Linked DNA regions of Homo sapiens: region 1 is linked to region 2. Evidence: chromatin contacts called from ENCODE Hi-C or POLR2A ChIA-PET data. All regions are on one chromosome and are shown on one strand. The core of a region is the stretch at or near the end of the contact, and the rest is flanking DNA. Distances in the headings are between cores, read along the strand shown. Region 1 has its middle 27 kb from the start of PTPN2. Region 2 has its middle 27 kb from the start of LINC01882.

Region 1 (2,700 bases), core at 119-2,618, 140 kb before region 2:
GCGGGCCCGCAGAGGGGTCGGGCTCCGCTGCCTGGTGTGGCTGCAGTGGGGCCAGGAGGGGAGGGGAGATGGTCGCAGGGACCCGCATCCCCGCGTGCAGGACGGCACAGCGCAGGGGTGGGAGGAGACGTGGCCTGTAGGCCCAACGCACACGAGGCACCTTCCAAGTCAGCACCACTGTTAACAGAGCTCAGACTCTCTCTGTCCCCGGCTCTGCGGGCCCACGTCGAGGGGATTCTGCCGTGTGCAGCACCGGCTCGTGGAGCTCCAAGGCGGGTCTTGCGGCCGCCGCTCTGCCTGCGCTTCTCTCTGCGCTCCCGGAAGGCGCGCCGCCCAGCGTGGACGAACACGGGGCCTCTCGACGGGCTCCGCGGGCTTCTGCGAGCCGTGCAGGGCCGTCCTCCAGTACAGCTTGCTGCGTGGACTCGGCCGGACTGTAGAGGGACGCCGGGTTGCGGGGAGGCCTGATCCGCGTCCTCTGCCGCGCTGGCGATGTCGGGATCCTAGGAGCTGGGCTCCTCGCCGTGCCCCTGGGATTTCCAGCGCCGGCAGCGCCCATGAACCCCGGAAGAAAAGGTGTTGGCGGAGCGCGCGGTCGCCTTGCGCTCCCGGAGCTCCTTGACAGTGTCAGGACGCGGGGTCCTCGTCGGGCCAGGCCTGCCAGCTCCTCCAAGGGCTTGCCGCGGTCCTCCAGCTCAGACGGGCTGCTCTTGGGGATCAGGAACTGGGCGCGCATGCGGTGCAGGTCGGAGTGCGAAGGCTCCTCCTTGGCTAGTCCGATGGGCGTGATCCCCAGGGGTCAGAAGCCTGCCTTGAAGTCGTAGGCCGCTGCTGACGACCTCAGACGCCCTCCAGAAGAGGCTGCCAAGAACTGTTCCAGTCGACCTGCGTGTCTGTGGGCTGCCCCGCCACCCCGGGGTCCGCTGGCTTTGCGTCGCCCTGCTCTGAGGGCAGCACGCTGGCAGCTTCGCGTCTCAGGGGTTTCTTGGTGTTGGGAGTGCAGACAACCGAGGCCCTCCGGAACCTCCCCAAGACCGTGGCGGTTAGGTCTCCTCCAGGGGGCCCGAGTTCTGCAAGTCTTGCGCGCTGCCGCCGCTCTGGGCCTCCGGGGGAAACTCACAGAGAGCAGCAAGAGCAGCGGTGACTCGGGGCTGTAGCACAGCTGAGCGCAGGGTTCTCCTGCTGGGCGTCCTCGGCCTCCTCCGGGTCCACTGCCCTAATGACCACCACCTGATTGGTGCGGAGGTCGATGCCCTTGCGCCTCTCCCAGAACCAGCCCTTGCCGATGCAGTGGAGCGTGGTGAAGAGCTAGTCAGGCCCCACTCGCTGCTGGCAAGTCCCGGGGGCGAGCCACGCGGCGCAGGCAGCCTGGGAGGCGGCTAGACGCGGCAGCAGTGCGGCCCGGGCCCGCTTCCGCTCCCGCTCGCGCCCCCGCCCACTCGCTGGGCCCCACCCGGCCTGCCCCAACCTGTAGCCTCCGTTCGCCCGGGGACGCCGGGCCTCCCAGTCTGCTGAGCAGCGCGGGCTATTATGTAGGAATAATATTAATCAATGGAACTATCTGTAGGGTTGTGGATTAAAATGTTAATACTCTTAAAGTACTTAAAACAGTTTCCGACATAGTAAGAGTTCAATTCGTATTCGCTGTTATTATTAAGAAAAATTACGCAGAATTCATATGTGGAGAGTTCTATAAGCACTGCACTATGCACAAATGATTTGAACAAGTGGAAAGGAAGATTCAATACTGTAAAGGCAATTTCCCCCAAATTAATCTATATATTTAAAAGAGTTTCGACCAACAAGATTTTGGTGGACTTTTAAAATTTGCTCTAAAGTACATCTAGATCAATAAAATTTGTATATATTAGCTAGAATTAAAAAATAGTATTGGCCGGGTGTGGTGGCTCACGCCTGTAATCCCAGCACTTTGGGAGGCCAAGGCAGGCGGATCACTTGAGGTCAGGAGTTCGAGACCAACCTGGCCAACATGGCGAAACGCCATCTCTACTAAAAATACAAAAATTAGCCAGGCGTGGTGGCAGGCGCCTGTAATCCCAGTTACTCGGGAGGCTGAGGCAGGAGAATCGCTTGAACCCGGAAGGCGGAGGTTTCAGTGAGCCAAGATGCACCACTGAACCCCAGCCTGGGTGACAGTGGGAGACTCCGTCTCGAGAAAAAAAAAAAACAAAAAAAAAAAAACAGAAGGCACTCGTGTCTGGGACTTTTTCTTTTCTTTCTTTCTTTTTTTTTTTTTTTTTTTGACACGGAGTCTTGCTCTGTTGCCCAGGCTGCTGGAGTGCAGTGGCCGAATCTCGGCTCACTGCAACCTCCGCCTCCCGGATTCAAGCTATTCTCCTGCCTCAGCCTCTAGAGTAACTGGGACTACAGGCGGTGTGCCACCACGCCCGGCTAATATTTTGTATTTTTAGTAGAGATGGGGTTTCACCGTGTTAGCCGGGATGGTCTCGATCTCCTGACCCGTGATCCGCCCGTGACGGCCTCTCGAAGTGCTGGGATTACAGGCGTGAGCCACCGCGCCTGGCTTGATTTATGTTTGATAGAGATGTGAACACAATGATTTATGGCAGTAGATTTACTGAAAATGAACTGGTGCTCTTCATTCTTATAAATACCAGAGTACCTTCTAAGTAAGCCCAGATACTCACTCATCCCCACGCAGTACTGCAATATAACGTG
Region 2 (2,700 bases), core at 140-2,639:
ACTGTGGGAGCCCCTTCCTGGGACGGCCGAGGCCGGAGCCGGCTCCCTCAGCTTGCGAGGAGGTGTGGAGAGAGGCATGGGCGGGAACCTGGGCTGCGTGCGGCGCTTGCGGGCCAGCTAGAGTTCCGGGTGGGCATGGGCTTGGCGGGCCCCACACTCGGAGCGGCCGGCCGGGCCGCCGGCCCCGGGCAGTGAGGGGCTTAGCACCCGGGCCAGCAGCTGCGGAGGGTGCGCCGGGTCCCCCAGCAGTGCCTGCCCACCGGCGCTGCGCTCGATTTCTCTCCAGGCCTTAGCTGCCTCCCCGCCGGGCAGAGCTCAGGACCTGCAGCCTGCTATGCCTGAGCCTCCCCCCACCCCCCTGCCGCCATGGGCTCCTGCGTAGCCCGAGCCTCCCAGACGAGCGCCGCCCCCTGCTCCACGGCGCCCGATCCCATCGACCGCCCAAAGGCTGAGGAGTGCGGGCGCAGTGCGCGGGACTGGCAGGCAGCTCCACCAGCGGCCCTGATGCGGGATCCACTGGGTAAAGCCAGCTGGGCTCCTGAGTCTAGTGGGGACTTGGAGAACATTTATGTCTAGCTAAGGGATTGTAAATACACCAATCGGCACTCTGTATCTAGCTCAAGGTTTGTAAACTCACCAATCAGCACCCTGTGTCTAGTTCAGAGTTTATGGATGCACCAATCAGCGCTCTGTGTCTAGCTAATCTGGTGGGGACTTGGAGAATCTGTCTAGCTAAGGGATTGCGAATACACCAATTGGCGCTCTGTATCTAGCTCAAGGTTTGTGGATGCACCAATCAGCACTCTGTGTCTAGATCAAGGTTTGTAAGTGCACCAATCAGCGCTCTGTGTCTAGCTGATCTGGTGGGGACCTGGAGAACCTTTATGTCTAGCGAAGGGATTGCGAATACACCAATCGCCACCCTGTATCTAGCTCAAGGTTTGTAAATGCACCAATCAGCACTCTGTATCTAGCTAATCCAGTGGGGATGTGGAGAACTTTTGTGTTTAGCTCAGGGATTGTAAACACACCAATCAGCACCCTGCCAAAACGGGCCAATCAGTTCTCTGTAAAACAGACCAATCGGCTCTCTGTAAAATGGACCAATCAGCAGGATGTGGGTGGGGCCAGATAAGTGAATAAAAGCAGGCTGCCCAAGCTCGCAGTGGCAACCCACTCAGATTCCGTTTCATAGTGTGGAGGTTTTGTTCTTTCACTCTGCAGTAAATCTTACTGCTGCTCAGTGTTTGGGTCTGTGCTACCTTTATGAGCTGTAACACTCACGGTGGAAGCCTGCAGTCTCACTCCTGAGGCCAGGGAGACCACGAACCCACCAGGAGGAATGAACAACTCCGGAGGCGCAGACTTAAGAGCTGTAACACTCACCGCGAAGGTCTGTAGTTTCACTTTTGAACCAGCGAGACCATGAACCCGCCAGAAAGAAAAAACTGCCAACACAGCCGGACATCAGAAGGAACAAACTGGGGACACGCTGCCTTTAAGAAACATAACAGGCACCGTGAGGGTCCACGGCTTCATTCTTGAAGTTAGTGAGACCAAGAACCCACCTAATCCCGGGCACAAAACCACCTCAATCTCCCAAAGACCGAAAGCCCTGGTGTCGCTGGGACCAGAGGTGAGACGTGGAACACGTGGGGAAGATGAGAAGGCGCTGGAGAAGGAGGGTGGTGGTCGCAGATGGGAATGTGGTGGAGCCAATGAGCTGTGCGGGTAAAAATGGTTGATAGAAATTGATGTATATTTTACCACAATTGTGTGTGTGTGTGTTTGTGTGAGAGTTCTGTTTATCTGCACAATAGGATTGTACTCGTAGTTTGCAGTGTTGTTGAGAGAAAGAAATAGGATCTTAAAGTGCTTATCACAGCATCTAGCGCCTTTTAAATACTGAAGAATAGTAATACGATTAGCAGCCGAAGAATGTGCTATTTATATTAAAATAAAAAATACATCAGGCCATCCCTCAGCGAGGCAGCCAAAGTTAGCACCTACGCAATGAGCCATGCTGGTGGTGTGTGCTTTTGCATGGGTGTGAAAAGCTATGCTCTCAGCAGACCCAAAACCCCATCTAATCACGAGAAAAACAGCAGACACATGCCAGCTGAGAGGATAGCGGGCCAGGCCTCCTCAAAACTGATGGGCTCATCAGCAACAAGGAAAGTGTGAGGAACTCTTAGCTTGGGAGGAGCCTGCGGAGAGTAACTACAACCACCACCGGCAACGGGGCATCCTGGGCCGGCTCCCAGACCAGAAAATGACATCAGGTAAAAACTAAAGGAAGCTGAATAAATGGTGGGCTTTAGTTATAACAGTGGATCAGCATGAGTTCATTAATTGTGACAAATTTGCCATTCTAATGTAAGATGTTAAGAGGAGAAACCGGGTGTGGGGCATATAGGAACTCTGTGTTAGCTTGGCAATTGTTCTATAAATCTACAACGAATCTAAAATGTAACAATTATTGGAAAGGAGGACTGAAAAGATTCAAGAGAAAGTGATAATATTGAAGACAGGGGAAGAAACTGACATACAGATAATAGGAGTCCCTGAAGAAGAAATCCAAAGTGAATAGAACAGTGAAATTTGTAAATCAAGAAAAGTTTCCTGAAATAAAATTTGAAACTACATACTGAGAAACTATATATACATTTATATTTTTTAAGACGGGGGGGGGGTCTCGCT

What was found. A loop is a pair of places that touch in the nucleus more often than their neighbours do. ChIA-PET counts read pairs that join two places held with the same protein, here RNA polymerase II (POLR2A). Pooled maps may share reads with other maps.
Region 1: a pooled map shows a loop between it and region 2 (3-fold over the local background). The contact joins two enhancer-like sites. A Hi-C loop is called at or near these places in 2 of 50 pooled maps. POLR2A ChIA-PET finds 5 or more read pairs at or near these places in 4 of 52 experiments (HEK293, OCI-LY7, WTC11 and 1 more).

Annotation. Positions count from the first base shown.
Region 1 is chr18:12,909,849-12,912,548 of GRCh38, reverse strand. It overlaps the pseudogene STK25P1. Among named protein-coding and RNA genes, the nearest start is that of PTPN2, 27 kb to the right of the region's middle. RefSeq lists a silencer at 1,318-1,517. Within about 2 kb of position 1,368, at least 3 of the 41 ENCODE cell types and tissues checked have a DNase peak (open chromatin) inside an H3K27ac peak, as active enhancers do.
Region 2 is chr18:12,774,605-12,777,304 of GRCh38, reverse strand. No RefSeq gene overlaps it. Among named protein-coding and RNA genes, the nearest start is that of LINC01882, 27 kb to the right of the region's middle. Within about 2 kb of position 1,389, at least 4 of the 41 ENCODE cell types and tissues checked have a DNase peak (open chromatin) inside an H3K27ac peak, as active enhancers do.